2 separate regions of the Homo sapiens genome follow, and region 2 is linked to region 1. Evidence: read pairs that join two places in POLR2A ChIA-PET (ENCODE). Cell type or tissue: A673. All regions are shown on one strand. Each heading gives the region's core, and the rest is flanking DNA. Links, peaks and the distances in the headings are about the cores only. Region 1 overlaps MEGF6 (multiple EGF like domains 6). Region 2 overlaps TP73 (tumor protein p73).

Region 1 (8,323 bases), core at 143-8,142:
TTAAAGAAGTGAAAGACACAGTAGGGCTTGCTGTCGAGCCCGCATCTGTCCGCAGGTGAGCCAGGTGAGGGCTGTGGAGCACAGACAGGGAGGGTCTTCCCCCACTGGGAGGCAAATCCCCAGTCCACGTCTGATGGGCACACTCAGCTTTGCCGGGTCTGAGCTTGGTCCACTTTGCAGGCTGTAACAGGTGTGAGCCTTTGGCTGTGGCCTGGGTAGGGGTGGCTGGGCTGTGTGTTTTGCAGCTGGGTCTCAGTGTCCCGAGGGGTCTGGACACATCCCTAGCAGTGCTGGGCACTGGCCACGCAGGGGTGGCCCCTCCTGAGCTGCATATCCCAGCGCTGGCGAAAATCTGCCTGGTTCAGCTTTCCGGGAATCCGTGGCACAGGATATATGCGACGACACTGGGCTTGGCTCCCGGCTGCGCACAGCTTGGGAGCATCTGGGGTGTTAGAACTGTGTGGACTGGAGTGGCAAGAGGACAGGCTCTGGGGGGATCCCTGCCTCTGATCCCCCCGCCCTGGTGGGCTCCAGTGCGCGCCATGCCCGGTGGTCCCTGGGTGCGTCTCAGGGCTCTGCCTGTCTGGAGGGGGTGATGAGAAGCCTCTTTCTTTCCCAGCCCTGCCGCAGCCTCCTGGGCCCTTGTGGCGCCTGGATCCTGACGGCCCAGCTTCCCTGCCATGGGCTCTGTGCCCCCTGTGCCTGCCTGGCCCTGCCAGGAGGGGGTCTGTTTCCTATTACGTGTTCCAGACAGGGGTGCTGTTGCTGCGGTGAACACAATAAACAGGGCCCCTGGGAAGGCGGGGCCGGCGCAGGCCATGCTCAGAGGCCCCTGGAGCCACGGTAGTGGCTTCAGCAGGGCCATCTCAGGTGAGGCAGGCCGGGCCTGGGGGCCAGGACAGCTCCCATCTTGTCTGGGCAGTTAGGTGGATGGGGCGAGGGGCTCAGAGGCAGACGGGCTTACCTGAGTTCTGCCCTGGGTTCCCCACAGCCTGCACGTGCCAGGGACACGTGGGGCAGGAGACAGAGCCATCACTGCGACCCCCAATAGCCTCCCAAGGCTGGCTCTGCCCCAGGAGGGGACCCTCAGCGCCTGCTCCCCTGTGGGACAGGTACGGCGAGCACGGTGGGTTTTTAAGCCAGCTTGCTCTGAGGGGGCTTTGCCTTCTCAGGGCCCAGAGGCAACACCGCTGCTCCAGCCGCTGCCTGCTCTGTTGACCTCTGACCGCCCTCCCCTCCATGGTGCCGGGCTTCCCATCCGCTATGCAGCAACAGTAGACGGGTTCCCCAGACTCGGCCCCAGGCCCAGGCACCTCCCAGGGATGGTGGCAGTCCCCCAGGAGGTGCCCCAGAGGAGGCGGCATCTCAAAGAAGCCTCCCCACTCTGAGAGAGTCTCGGCGCTTTGGTAATGGGGTTTGGGATTGCTCTGGGCACAGGCCTGGGCAGACGGCCTCCCCTGCCCGGGCACAGGCAACAGCACATTCTTGCGGCTTCCCTCTGAGCTCGGGGCTGACTCCCTCCCTAACCACAAGGCAACTGCCAGACTTGACAGTAACCAAACCCCCGCTGAGGGGCTGGCTACCGCTTTTGGCAGAGGTCCAGTGCCCACCCTGGGTGCCCAGCCTGGCCCAGCGCCCTGTCCCCGCCTCCCTGCGCCAGCTCAGGGCACAGCCCCATCCATCCACGGGGTACAGGCACCCACTGGGCCAACCTGACCCCACAGTCCATGCTCTGCAGGAATGTGCATGAAGGAATGGGGGCATGGGCAATGCGTGGGGACAGGCGTGAGGTGTGGCCTGGCCTGGGGTGGGTAGGAGCTGTGCTGGTCCCTTGGGAACTGGGGGCCAAGCCTGTGGCCCATGGCAGCTGTCCACGGCATCCCCACATCTGCCCCCACCCTGGCCTAAGGACCACGATGGTGAGATGCCTGGGTCTCAGTCACCCCCTGCCAGCCTGCGTCCTCCTCCAGGGAGATGCAGCCTGCTGGGGCACTGAGCCCTCGCTTGCAGCTTCTCAGAGACCCCTGGTGCTTAGTGTTCTGTGCTGGGGGGTGCTGGGCTTCTGTCTGGGTGGGGTCCCCTTCTGTGTCCAGCCCTCGATCAGGCCGGGGCCGGAGGATCCAGTGAATCCCCCACAGGCCTGAGGATCCTGTAGGCAGCAGAGAAGGCAAAACCAGGCCTGTGAGCCGGGCAGGGAGCAGCGTGTGACGATGGAGATGAAAAGGCGGAGGGGCTCGGAGTGGCTGGGAGGGGTCCTACAGCAGGAAGAAGTGGCCATGCCACTCCCTGCTCCATGCCAGCCAGGGACAGACTGTCGGCCAGGCATCCTCTTGGGCTGACTTGGGGTCCTCCCTGTGTCCCCAGCCATTAACTCCTGCGCCCTGGGCAATGGCGGCTGCCAGCACCACTGTGTCCAGCTCACAATCACTCGGCATCGCTGCCAGTGCCGGCCCGGGTTCCAGCTCCAGGAGGACGGCAGGCATTGTGTCCGTGAGTGCTGCCAGCCTGGGAGGGAGGACCTGGGGGTGGAGGCAGGACAAGCTGCCTCGCCTGGGCTGTTGGGTGGAAGTGGGTCTTCAGGAGGCCCCCAAGGCTGCTGAGAGGCCTGGTAGGGATGGCACATTTGGGGCCAGGAAGCTCAGGATGGGGGCCACCTCACTTCCATAGGTGCCCACCTGAGGCTTGCTGCCCTTGGGAGGAGGAGGCAGGCCAGTCCGGTTTGGCACTTTGCTCTGAGTCCTCAGGGCTGCTTGCGTGGAAAGGGGGGGCTTTGCTGATGGTGACGGTGCGGCAGACTCAGTGGTCCTCCAGAATATGGAAATGGGGGCTGTGGGTGGGGCAGGTGCTGAGAGAATGCCCCCACCTGGGCCTCTGGGTCCTCCCCAGTGTGGGCATGAAGGGGCTGGAGTCACAGAGCTGGGGGGCCGCCGCCTTGGTGTCAGCGCCAGCACCTGGGCTAAGAAGGGTGGTGGGAGGAGCTGGCCTGGGCCGCTGCCTGACCTGGGCTGGCTGGCCGCGTCCTGAGACTGCAGAGTCTTCTCGGCGTCTTGGGGGCTTCCCGCACCTGGGAGGAGGGAGACCCGCTGCCCAGCCCATCAGCCTGGAGCACAGAGTGGGGAGAGCACTGGGTGAGGGGTCTCACAAGAAGCCTGGGGGCAGGCGCCCTGCAGCCACTGGGGTCCCCTCTCCCCAACCCCCTCCTCGGGCCCGTGGCTGCAGGTAGAAGCCCGTGTGCCAACAGGAACGGCAGCTGCATGCACAGGTGCCAGGTGGTCCGGGGCCTCGCCCGCTGTGAGTGCCACGTGGGCTATCAGCTAGCAGCGGACGGCAAGGCCTGTGAAGGTAGGACGCCCCTCCCCTGCTCCGCCCCGCCCAGGGTCAGAAAGCGCACCCAGGTGCTGTGGAGGGACCCGTGTCTAACTCTGGGGCCGTGGCCTCCCATGAGACCAGGCCCTTTGGCCTTGCCCCCTTGGGTGACCTGGGATGTGGCGGTCTCATCTCCCTTGCTGGGGGCTGAGGGGCGAGGGTAGGAAGGCTCGCAAAAGCTGCTCCCAGCCCGAGGCTCATTTCACTAGGAGTGAGCCAGGGAGCCCAGGTGTTGCTTATAGTTTTTAAACTATTGTATTTCCTTTTTTTTTTTTTTTGAGACGGAGTCTCGCTCTATTGCCCAGGCTGGAGTGCAGTGGCGTGATCTCAGCTCACTGCAAGCTCCGCCTCCCAGGCTCACGCCATTCTCTTGCCTTGGCCTCCCCAGCAGCTGGGACTACAGGCACCCGCCGCCAGGCCTGGCTAATTTTTCGTATTTTTAGAAGAGATGGGGTTTCACCATGTTGGCCAGGATGCTCTCAATCTCCTGACCTTGTGATCCGCCCGCCTCGGCCTCCCAAAGTGCTGGGATTACAGGCGTGAGCCACTGCACCTGGCCTAAACTATTGTATTTCCTAAGTAGTGCCTGCCCAGCAGGAAAACTGAAGAGATGAATAAGAGAAAAGGAGAAATGAGCCAGGCGCTGTGGCTCACACCTGTAATCCCAGCACTTTGGTAGGCCAACGAGGGAGGACCACTTAAGCCAAGTTGCTCAAGACCAGCCTAGGCAGCATGGCGAGACCCTGTCTCTAAACAATTTTTTTTTTAATTAGCCAGGTGTGGTGGTGCTGTCTGGAGTCCTAGCTACTCCGGAATCTGAGGCAGGAAGATCACTTGAGCCCAGGAGGTCAAGGCTGCAGTGAGCTATGATCACACCACTGCACTCCAGCCTGGGTGGCAGAGCAAGATTCTGTCTCTTAAAAAAAAAAAAAAAAAAAAAAAAAAAAAGCCCAGGTGTGGTGGCTCACACCTGTAATCCCAGCACTTTGAGAGGCCAAGGTGGGCAGATCACTTGAGTTTAGGAGTTCAAGACCAGCCTGGGCAACATAGCGAGATCCTGTATGTACAAAAAAATAAGAAAACCCAACTAGCTGAGCATGATGGTGCACACCTGTGGTCCCAGCTACTCAGGAGGCCGAGGCAGGAGTCCCAGCTACTCGGGATGCCGAGGCAGGAGTCCCAGCTACTCGGAAGGCTGAGGCAGGAGAATCACTTGAGCCCAGGAGGTTGACGCTACAGTGAGCCATGATTGCACCAGTGTGCTACAGCCTGGGTGACAGAATGAGACCCTGTCTAAAAATAAATAAATAAATAAATAAACAAGTAAAATAATAAAAAAAATAGAACTCAAGAAGAAAGGAGACATTGTTCCTGAGCCCAGGAAACACCTAGACGTATGGGATGGGCTGCTTCTGCTGCTTCACTGGGGCTGTTTGTGAATGTGCTTGCTTAGAGTCAGGTTGCAGGCAGGTGCCATTGTTTGGAACACACCGCTGCCCCCTCTGCCACACCACACCATCCTCTGCAGCATGGCTGGGCGACGTTTATTTGTTAACCCTGTCCCTGCACGTCTGGGTGTTCCTGACTCTTCCCTGGGCCAAGCAGCCTTGGGGAGGGGTCGGGCTGCCACTGCCCCAGTGGTCCACAGGGTGAGTCTCTGAGGCAGCGGTGTGTGTCCAGACCAGGCAGTGGTCAGTTTCCAATGGTATTAGTCCATTTTCACGCTGCCGATAAAGACATACCCAAGACTGGGCAATTTACTAAAGAAAGAGGTTTAATGGACTTACAGTTCCACATGGCTTGGGGCGGCCTCACAATCATGGCGGGAGGCCAGGAGGAGCAAGTCACACCTCACGTCGATAGCGGTAGGAAAAGAGAGGGCTTGTGCAGGGAAACTCCCGTTTTTAAAACCATCAGATCTCATGAGACTTACTCACTATCATGAGAACAGCACAGGAAAGACCCACCCCCATGATTCAATCACCTCCCACCGGGCTCCTCCCACCACACGTGGGAACTGTGGGAGTTACAGTTCAAGGTGAGATTTGGGTGGGGACACAGCCAGACCATATCATCAGGCCCCCGCCGGATGGCCACGGGGTGTCGTGGTGTGTGGTTCCACGTCCTCACTGACACCAGGAAAGTGCTGCCTGGGCACTGGCACCTGGTCATGCAACAGGCTTAGTGTGAGACCTGTGTGGGTGCCAACTTCTTCATCCCAGGGGACCTGCAGGGCTGTGACTAGTGGCCGTCAGGGACAGTGGGATTGGCCTTGAATGCCTGTGTCATGCGGCCACAGGCCCTGGGTGTCAGCAGGCCGTGCACTGTCTTCCACTGGTCCCATGCAAAGGCCCTTCCTGGCACCTCTGAGCCCTCCCTGTGGTCTCTCCCCTCCAGATGTGGACGAATGTGCCGCAGGGCTGGCCCAGTGTGCCCATGGCTGCCTCAACACCCAGGGGTCCTTCAAGTGCGTGTGTCACGCGGGCTATGAGCTGGGCGCCGATGGCCGGCAGTGCTACCGTGAGTGGGCAGCCGGCAACAGGCTGAAGGTGCCCGGGATGGCCATGCTGCTCCCCAGGACCCCGAGGCCTGCTTTGGCTGAAGGGCAGGGCTTCCTTGTCAATCAGGGGCAGCCCTGGGTGTGAGCCCTTGGTGAGCAGAGGGTCGAGGGAGAGCAGGGGGTCCCAGACCCAACAAGGCCTGGGAGCTCCATGTTGCTGCTTCCCACGGGTGTCCCCAGGCCCGAGGCTGGCTGCTGGGTGGAGGTAGGGGTAACTAAGGTAGGTGGGGGTCATCCTAGCCGCCATCCCATACCCTGGGTGGCTGGTCTCACGGCAGGGATTGAGATGGAAATCGTGAACAGCTGTGAGGCCAACAACGGCGGCTGCTCCCATGGCTGCAGCCACACCAGTGCTGGGCCCCTGTGCACATGTCCCCGCGGCTACGAGCTGGACACAGATCAGAGGACCTGCATCGGTGCGCACTGGCTCCTCCCAGATGCCTGCACCCCACTCCAGGGACCCGCTGCTGCCCTGGGTCTGGGATCAGTTCCATGCCATGACTTGGAGGTCCTCGTCAGTCTCCCTGAGTCCTGGTCTGGCTGCCTGGGCCCTGGCGGGGTGGTAGGGCAGGTCTGACAGAGGCAGCATCCTGGCCGGGAAAGACCTTGGTGCCCACATCGGCCCGCCAGGCCCATACCCATGTTCACGGCACCCCCTTAGCCCCATCAGCACCTCCTCAGTACCACCCCTTCACCTGGGAAGGACCCAGTGTCCTGGAAGTCACACCCCAGACCCTGACTCCCAGATGGAGTCCCCACCCTCTAGCCCCAGTCCCAACACCTTGTCCACAGCAGACAGGCGGGTGGCCCTGGGGCTGTGACATGTGTCCTGTGTGTGCACATATGCGGGACCAGGAACGTGCATGTGCGTGGGCGTGATTGTGTGGTGGGTGCGATTGTCTGCAGGTGCCATGAATGTCGGTGTGCACACGTGAGGCTGTGGGCAGCTGCAGGTGCAGTCGGGCGCGTGGGTTGTGTGTGGTCGTATGCAGTTGTGTGTGGGTGGGGGCGTGTGCACGTGCAGGTGCCTGGTACCAGGGGGCCCGTGGCGTGTGCTCCACAGATGTCGACGACTGTGCAGACAGCCCGTGCTGCCAGCAGGTGTGCACCAACAACCCTGGCGGGTACGAGTGCGGCTGCTACGCCGGCTACCGGCTCAGTGCCGATGGCTGCGGCTGTGAGGGTGAGCACTGCCCTGCCACTGCACAGCTGGGGTGGCCTGGGAGCAGGGCTGCCCTAAGGAAGGACACGGGGCTGGCTCTGGTACCCCCATGGTGGGCATGGGGTCGGCCTGCTCTGTGCTTTGCTTTGGGGCTGTGGGTGTTGGTTGAGCGCCTGCTGTGTGCAGGGCTGTGGTGGGTGTTGGTTGAGCGCCTGCTGCGTGCAGGGCTGTGGGTGTTGGTTGAGCCCCTGCTGAGTTCAGGGCTGTGGGCGTTGGTTGAGCACCTGCTGCGTGCAGGGCTGTGGGCGTTGGTTGAGCGCCTGCTGCGTGCAGGGCTGTGGGTGTTGGTTGAGCGCCTGCTGCGTGCAGGGCTATGGGTGTTGGTTGAGCCCCTGCTGAGTTCAGGGCTGTGGGCGTTGGTTGAGCGCCTGCTGCGTGCAGGGCTGTGGGTGTTGGTTGAGTGCCTGCTGCCTGGAGGGCTGTGCTGACCTGTCCCCTCCCTCCCTCTGGCCTGAGGTCACTGGCCGCTCTCTCCTGGAGCTGGGCCTGTCCCCCTGGCTGCTGCCTGGCCGGCCCCTCCCAGCCTGGCCCCCCCTAGCACGTGTCTGCCATGGCTCTGACCCTGGGCTGGGAGGATGGCCAGAGTGGCCTCTGTGGCTGAGGGTGAGTTTTACTGGCTGGTTGAAGAGATGCTACTCAGCTCTGGCAGGGCCACCAGGGCTTCAGTCCTGTGGGTAGGACTGGGTGGGCAGGGGCCTTCCTGGTTCCCCACCTGGGAGCACAGGCCTCAGTGGTCCCGGGTCGCCCGCAGATGTGGATGAGTGCGCCTCCAGCCGTGGCGGCTGCGAGCACCACTGCACCAACCTGGCCGGCTCCTTCCAGTGCTCCTGCGAGGCCGGCTACCGGCTGCACGAGGACCGTAGGGGCTGCAGCCGTGAGTCTCCCGCCCTCCGCGGAGCACCGGCCTCTGCCTTCTCGAGTTTGCCCCAGCTGACCCTGCGTCCCGCAGGCCTGGCCCACCCCACCCCCACCTGCCTGGGGTCCTTTGCCCCCTGGCCTCTCTGGGCCAACACACCTCAGAGGCTCTTGGGCCCTTGGGGACCCACTGAGGTCCTGCCTCTTCTGAGGGCCGTGTGGGGGTTGGGGACAGTGGGGTGGGGGAAGCTGGTGAGACAGGCATCCTCCCGGAGCCCAGCACCTGTCCTGACCACGTGAGAGAAGGGACCAAGACCTAA
Region 2 (8,323 bases), core at 193-8,192, 140 kb before region 1:
TGTCACTTTTCCTCCCCTGCAGCTTGGTGACATGAAAGGACCTCCGTGGCTGGCCTTACTCCCTGTGGATGCCACAGCTGCAGGATCCTGGGGCCCCAACAGAAGCCGGTGAAGGAAGAGTTCCTGCTCCAGCAGGTGCCTGGTCTCCACCTTCAGGGGCTGCTCCAGGAGAGTGGCAATTTGGGGCAGCAGGAGGAAACATGGGTGTGAACTAGTTCTTTTTTTTTTTGAGACAGGGTCTCACTCTGTCACCCAGGCTAGAGTGCAGTGGCACCATCATAGTTCATCGCAGCCTCAACTCCTGGGCTTCAAGGGATCCTGCCACCTCAGCCTCCCGAGTAGCTGGGAGACAGGTGGGCACCACCACACCCAGCTAATTAAAAAAAATAAAAAATAAAAAATAAAATAAAAAATATATATTGTGTGTATATATATAATACATATATTATATATATAGCGTGTATATATATAATACATATATTATATATAGTGTATGTATATATATAATACATATTATATATAGTGTATGTATATATGTAATACATATTATATATATATATATATACACAAAATACATGTGTGTGTATATACAGTTTGTTGCTCAGGCTGGAGTACAGTGGTGCGATCTCAGCTCACTGTGGCATGAATCTCCCTGGGTTCAAGGGATCCTCCTATCTCAGCTTCCCGAGTAGCTGAGATTACAGGCATGTGCCACCATGCCTGGCTAATTTTTGTATTTTTGGTAGAGACGGGGTTTTGCCATGTTGCCCAGGCTGGTCTCGAACTCCTGGGCTCTAGTGATCCGCTCATGTCAGCCTCTCAAAGTGCTGGAATTACAGGCATGACCCACCATGCCTGGCCAGATCTAAGAGTATTTTAAACTATCTAACTTTCTGCATTTCTCTTTGAATATTTCATTGTTACTTTGATTAAATGAGAATTAAGTATTATTTCATAATGATCTGGGATTCTATTTAATCAAGTGCTTTCAACCTTTTGACATTTTGACAACTTTCCAAAATCACACACTCTAAATTAAGTCTTTTTGACCCTGAATTAACGTTTGGGATTTCCTAGATTGGCCCCTGGAATATCTCAAAAGGATTTATTTTCTCTCCTTATAAAAACATAGATTATTTTGCCAATGTTAAAGGGAAAATTGTTTTAGATAAAATAAAAAGATATTAAATAAATTGGGCTTATTTGATCAACTAAATTTGCATGGAAGCACTGTAAAATATGAAGTGATGATTAACCTTCTCTGGGTGAGTTATATTTGCATGGATATATATTCATATAAGAGTTCCAGAAATTATATGAAATTCTTAGAAATCTGATACATTCTATATTAGTTGTAATTCTAGTTATTATGTGAAAGTATACACCACAGGAATAACCAAACTTCCTCATCAGTTACATTGTAATGATGTCATCACATCTTTAGCCAAGGCCATTTTAAGCCTTTCTGTCATACACAGTTAACTGTTTGGCTCTGATGCTTTCCCGAAAGCTTTTGCAAGCAACTATAATTCTAAAATGTTGTGTCTTCGAGAAGATTTCATGGGGAAGACTTTGACCAGTACAGGTTTCTGATACATTAAGATCACACCACTGGATGGCAAGAATTTCCAGAATGTAAATGAAGAAACTATTTATAACTTACAGCATTCTGGTACATTACACTTTTATAAGCAAAATTGAAATGATGACTTTTCTCCCTACCTGATCTCTCCAGAATTTAGAAACTATTAGCATTTTTATTTTTACGGCCATAGAGTTATTTGCTTAAGTTCAAGATGAATCTGCTGCCTTGTAATAGGAAACAACTGGAAATGTTGGTTAGCTCACCAAGTGTTTGACCGGAATATCATATTTGAGAGTGATGTGCATAAAATCAGATGTGAGTAGCTTTAAGGAACTAAGGTTGACTTTATGGAGCCAATGAAACCCGTTGGAGGAAAACAAAATTGCCCTTGTACCTGGATTAAAGGGCTTCTGCAGCCTCACGGGTTGAGGAAAGACTGTGATTTTTTGGCAGTAATTCTCAAGAATACGTTGGGAACCTTGAGAAAGAGGAATCCACCCAAATCTATAGGTATTGCAGGTGAAGTCTGATATCAAGTCCTTGGCTTGACTTCTTAGCCTCAAGAGGCTTTTGAAAGCCTAACCTGAGATTTATTAAAAGTTCCAGCAAAGCTGACCTAAAGAAAGCCTAGCTGGCCACTTACTATTCTTGCTGCACTTGTGCAAATAATCAGGCCAATTTTAATGAGGCTAGACTTACTTTACAAACAAGTTAATCTGACTAGGCTGGGCACAGTGGCTCACGTCTGTAATCCTAGCACTTTGGGAGGCCGAAGTGGGTGGATCCTGTGAGGTCAGGAGTTCAAGACCAGCCTGGCCAACATGGCAAAACCCTGTCTCTACTAAAAAAAAGTAATAATAATACAAAAATTAGTGGTGGTGCATGCCTGTAACTCCAGGAGGCTGAGGCAGGAGAATCACTTGAACCCGGGAGGCAGAGTTTGCAGTGAGTCGAGATGATGCCACTACACTCTAGCCTTGAGCGACGGAGTGGAACTCTGTCTCAAAAATAATAATAATAATAATAATCTTACTGAGATTATTTTTAGTAGAAAGAGGGGTGATGTAGAAAGAACATATATTTCAGTAGAAAGCCATATTGTGCGCCCCATATTAGATTCTTGTCCTGTTTAACGTCTTTGGGGTTTTGTTATCTATTGATGTCTACAAACTGGACGGGTTCCTGATGTTTCTAGTTTCCTCCAGTATCTGGCTGCAACTCCCAAACTAACACTTTCAATTTTCTCCCACCGTTCTTATTGGAATCACGAAGAACAAAACTGCCCTTTGCCCAGAAATCCTGCAAACTGAGGCTGGACGACTTGAAATACTCATCAGCGAGATTACCACGAAGCCCAGGTGCGAGGGACCCTCACGCCTGTTGCTGCGTGGGCCGCCCAGACATCGCCAGAGACCAAACCGCAGAAGATGCTCGGAGCCCAACATCTACAAACCTGCCCCGCCACGGCCCCCAGGCTCAGAAACTGGTTTTTAGTCAGCTCCAATGATTAGCTTTTTTTTTTTTTCTTTTGTTTCCATAGAAATGCCTCTTCAAAGCATTATGGGACAACACACCCACCCAGTTTCTGTACCGTGGAGCTTCTTGGGGAAGTTTCAGACTAGGAAACAATGGGGCTCAGGACACATCACCCCAAAGTATGACTGTAGGAGACCAGAATACGCCACCCCTAAATATGACTATAGGAGACCAGAATACGTCACCCCAAAATATGACTGTAGGAGACCAGAATACGCCACCCCAAAATATGACTGTAGGAGACCAGAATACGCCACCCCAAAATATGACTGTAGGAGACCAGAATACGCCACCCCTAAATATGACTGTAGGAGACTAGAATACGTCACCCCAAAATATGACTGTAGGAGACCAGAATACGTCACCCCAAAATATGACTGTAGGAGACCAGAATACGTCACCCCAAAATATGCCATGTTGACATGTTGATTACTTTGAGCTAAAAGCAACTGAGAACCAGCCAACAGAAAAAAAGCTCTTCAGCTCCCTAAAATAAAGTAAAAAACTCTCTTTTCTAAAGAAAATTGACATCTATAAAGGACATTTTCATTAGTAATGGTCTGTGTGCCAGGAAGAGAGCCGCGCGCCAAGACGCATTTTCTCACCATGAGACTGATAGCTGCACCACGAGGCAGCCTTTATGCCCAGACGTTTCCTCCCTCACCCTCTCCTCATTTGTCTCTACCGCTCCCCAGAAGCCCAGGCCCCCTTTCCTTTCTGTCACAGAGGACGGACATCTGCACCGCTCCCATCTGGTTACTGCTGAGTCTCCTGTTTTTATGGCACTTCCGGGCGGGGGCACAGCCTTAAAACTGTTGTCTCTTGTGAGTCTGTCTTTTGTCAATCGTTTATTGACAAGAACCCCGTAGGGAAGAGGGAGGCAACTTTCCCTTCCCCTCTCCACAGCTTGCTCTTTGGGGAACCCGATTTAATCTCCAAGGCCCACGGAATCTTCCGGCCACTGTCCATCCCTAATGTGTCCCCCATGTCCCCTCCACGGTCCCTGCTCCATGAGACCTGCCTTCCGTGCCCTTGCTCTGGCCCCAGCAGGGCCCTTCCTGCCACCTGGTCTCTCCAGGCCTCACTGGAGGCCACCACTGGGACGGCGTCTCCTCTCTGTCCAACTCCCTGAGAGGTGCCTCTCCAGACCCTTCCGCGCAGACCGATGTCCCCCGACCTTCTGTAGCACCCACGGCCAGGTCCAGGGCTGGGGCCCGGGTCTCGCCTCTCCCGGTGGGGCTTCTTGTTCAATACCTCTGGTTTCTGTCCCTAACTGGGGGCTATGCGGCCCAAGCAGTCCCCAGGTAGAGGAGCTGCTGGAGTGTGTGGAACAGTCTGTTTTCCAGGATGCAGGGGCTGTGGAGGAGGCGCCAGGCGGGAGGTGCTGGGGGAGAGGGGGGCTGCCCATCCCCGGCTGTGCCCAACCCCGACCTTCAGTGTCCGGGTTCCAAGATCCTCGTCCTGAAAAGAGGGGCGTGGCTTAGACCAGGTTTCTTCCCCGTTTGCGCCATGGCCCCTCTGGCAGCCTGGGGAATCTCAGACGCCTTGTCCGGGAGAATGTTTTAAATACATGAAGCAAAATACACAGGATCACGAGTTACTGAAACATAGCCACTCTAGTGGGTTGGATGCAGCCTCTGGGAACGAGCCTCAGAATGGGATGTTATTTGGAATCAGGGTCTTTGCAGATGCCACTTAGGTAAGGGTCTCAAGATAAGATCATTCTGGATTTTCCAGGTGGGCCCGAAATCCAAGGACAGGTGTCCATCTAAGGGACAAAAAAGGAGAGACACACAGGGACACAGAGGAGAAGGCCATGGCAAGATGGTGGCAGAGACTGGGTGGTGCATCTGCATGCCTGGGAACCACAGGATGGCCGGCAGCCCCCAGATCCTAGGAGGGAGACAGGAGGCGAGCCCCCTCTCAGAGCCTCCGAGGGAACCCGACCCTGCCCACACCTGGCTTCAGATTCCTGCCTCCACAACCGTGAGACAACACTCTCTATTGTTTCCAGCCACTTAATTTGTGGTCATTTGTAACAGCAGCCTGAGAAAACTTACAAAGTGACCCTAATATTTAAAAAGCAAAACTGGGAGGTGATCATATGTGCGCTTCTTTGTTCATACATTAAGTCGTAAGCCTGAGAGCAGATCTAATCACCGCCATAATTGCAACGGAGCGACAAGCACAAACCACTTTTTAAGATGCTGCAGCTATTACCGGACACCATGAAAATATCAGTGGTTCCCACTGGTGAGGTCACAGGTACTGCTATGACTGTAGTTTGCTGCCTACATTCAAAACTAGAGGAAATGCTGAAATTTGCTTTGAGGTTAATACAAGGTGCCATTTTTCCCCATCCAGGCTCACAGCACCCTGGACTCTCTACCCCTGGCTTAGATGTTCTGGAAGGGCCCTTCCGGCCTGAATGTTCCACGGTCCTAGGTGTCTGGGGGCCGTGTCTGAGCCAACGGCAGACCCAGGCAAAGGATGGTTTGGCAGCCCCAGTCCCAGCTTCGTGGTCATAGCTGGAGTCCCCACTCCCGTACTTTGCAGCTGTGTGACCCTGTGCAAGTAGAATAGCCAGTTGAAGCCTCAGTTTCCTCATCTGTAAATGGGCATAATTATAGTATCTACTTCAACGGGCTATTGTGGGGATTACAGGGAAAAAAATGTAAACTTTTTAGCCAAGTACCAGCTCACAGCCACCATGGGCTAAATGTGAGTTATTACAGGAAACATTAAAAAACAAGAGTTGGGCTGGATTATCTTTTTCTTCTTTGGGTCTGTGATGTGCAACTTGTCCAGGAAAAGAAAGCACTTTGGATGAGCGAGTGTTTAGCCTGCAAAGAAATACTGAGCACAGAGTGGACTGCCAGGGGGCAGGCAGAAAGTCTGTAAACATGTGCATATGTCTGTCTGAGCCCACTTTGGTATAAGCTGTCTTACACTCAAATGCCAATGAGCAGAGGGATTTTTTTTTTTTTTTTTTGAGACGTAGTCTCGCTCTGTCGCCCAGGCTGGAGTGTAGTGCGTGATCTCAGCTCACTGCAAGCTCCGCCTTCCGGGTTCACGCCATTCTCCTGCCTCAGCCTCCTGGGTAGCTGGGACTACAGGTGCCCGCACCACGCCCGACTAATTTTTTGTATTTTTAGTAGAGACGGGGTTTCACCGTGTTAGCCAGGATGGTCTTGATCTCCTGACCTCGTGATCCACCCGCCTCAGCCTCCCAAAATGCTGGGATTACAGGCGTGAGCCACTGCGCCCGGCTGAGTAGAGGGAATTTTTAGAATAAAATACCTTCTGCACGACCCACAGAGAAGGATTTTCGAGGCATCCTGTGTAACCCACTTAAGAAGGCAAACTTCTAAGAAAGCCATTGTGTGTTTTCATTATACACGAGTGGATGTTGCCAGCTACAAGTGTGTTTTGTGTATTTGTTAAAGGAATCTGGGCAGAACATGGAAGTATTAAATACTGGTAGGAGTAAGTGATCACTCAGCCTACTTACTGGTGATAAAACATTACATTTAGAAAACTTTCACCACATTCAGATACAAATAACACGGGAATTCAAAAGAAAAGTAGGCGTTATTGTCATTTAGTAACTCATCTCAGCTTTTTTCTTTTTTGCTTTTAAAGCAAAATCACGAGGAAATAACATACAGATATCTTAAAAGGTTGCCTTAGCCCTCCCCACACTGGAAAACAAAGGCAAGCCGCAAAATGGCAGCTCGTTACATGAAACACACACCAAAAGTATTTTTTGCGTGTTTTTTTGAGACAGAGTCTCGCTCTGTTGCCCGGGCTGGAGTGCAGTGGGGTGATCTCGGCTCACTGCAACCTCTGCCTCCCAAGTTCAAGCGATTCTCCTGCCTCAGCCTCCTGAGTAGCTGAGACTACAGGCACCAGACACCACCCCCGGCTAATTTTTGTATTTTTGGTGGGGACAAGATTTCACCATTTTGCCCAGGCTGGTCTTGAACTCCTGATCTCAAGTGATCCACCCACCTCGGCCTCCCAAAGGGCTGAGATTACAGGCGTGGGCCACGGCGCCTGGCCTTAAAGGATGTTTTGAAGACTTTTTCTGACTTTTTGCAAACACAGGGTTCACCGTGTACGCGATGTCACTTTGGTGTGCTCGGAATCTCAGGGTTAATACCGCCGCTGGGCAAGGGCAGGGCCTCGTCCGGGTTCTGGAGTGGGTGTGCGGCTCCTCTCTCGGCCCTCAGCCTCTTCTCTTCTCTCCACTTTAGCCGTGCCTTTCACACGTGCTCAGTGTTATCAATCCATTCTTGGACCTGGGTGGGGCATGCCCTATAAATAAATACTAAACCAGGCATCCTTGCCCCAGTGCATACTTCTGACAGATGCCATCAGCTTCCACCCACGCCTTGGGCAGATGCCTGCCTCACTGCCATCCCTCCTGCCCTGGAGATACCTACCAGATACTAAGGAGCCGGGTCTCTCCCCAGGGCTCCTGGCTCTCCCAGCTCTGGAACAGCACCTGGGACCCGAAGCCATCATGTGTGAGGACACTGAGTGGGTGCCAGGCACTCTCCCAAGCCCTTCGGACGGCACCTCACTGACTGTTCTCCAAGCCTCTGAGGCAGGAACTACTATTACCCGACTCTGCAGATGGGTAACCTGAGGCTCCAAGTGGTTAAGTGACTTGCTGGAGTAAATGGGGAAGAGGAGATTTGAACCCCAGCATTCTGACTTCCATACTACCCCATTAACCACTGTGCCAGACCAGCTTCTCCATGCGACTGGCCTTCGGGATTTGGAGACAGCTACTGTTCGCTGTAGCTTTCACGAGAAGGACTGCAAGGCAGGGCTCACATCCCGAGCCATTCTCTGGTGGCCGCCGCGCATAGACAAGCCCCGCTCAGGTCCGCCTTCCGTTCACCCCAGGCTACCTCTGATTGACAATAGGCAGCTGCCACACTGCAGCCTCTGACACCAACTTTTATCTTATTTCATCTTATTTTTTGAGACAGAGTCTTGCTCTGTTGCCCAGGCTGGAGTGCAGTGGCATGATATCAGCTCGCTGCAACCTCTCCATCCCAGGTTCAAGCAATTCTTGTGCCTCAGCCTCCCGAGTAGCTGGGAGTACAGGTGCCTGCCACCATGCCCAGCTAATTTTTGTATTTCAAGTAGAGACTGGGTTTCACCATGATGGCCAGGCTGGTCTCGAACTCC

Evidence for each region. Peaks named below come from ENCODE experiments on the same cell type or tissue, not always from the same donor. Only the 100,000 strongest peaks of a DNase experiment are listed, where the experiment ranks them.
Region 2: POLR2A ChIA-PET joins it to region 1 with 12 read pairs; 3 of 35 experiments call an interaction of 5 or more read pairs at or near these places.

Annotation. Positions count from the first base shown.
Region 1 is chr1:3,509,569-3,517,891 of GRCh38, reverse strand. MEGF6 (multiple EGF like domains 6) reads left to right here. Exons shown (of 37, transcript NM_001409.4): 6 at 2,365-2,490; 7 at 3,220-3,342; 8 at 5,764-5,886; 9 at 6,205-6,342; 10 at 6,990-7,109; 11 at 7,900-8,022. Among named protein-coding and RNA genes, the nearest start is that of MIR551A, 47 kb to the left of the region's middle. RefSeq lists an enhancer at 6,887-7,056. In A673, for the core only: no CTCF peak of the experiment used is centred there; no DNase peak of the experiment used is centred there.
Region 2 is chr1:3,653,965-3,662,287 of GRCh38, reverse strand. The region is part of intron 1 of TP73 (tumor protein p73); the gene reads right to left. TP73-AS3 (TP73 antisense RNA 3) reads left to right here. Exons shown (of 3, transcript NR_187362.1): 2 at 23-135; 3 at 2,858-3,645. Among named protein-coding and RNA genes, the nearest start is that of TP73, 5.6 kb to the right of the region's middle. RefSeq lists enhancers at 5,060-5,159, 5,240-5,319. In A673, for the core only: no CTCF peak of the experiment used is centred there; a DNase peak (open chromatin) is centred at 3,897; H3K4me3 peaks cover 252 bases; H3K27ac peaks cover 1,970 bases.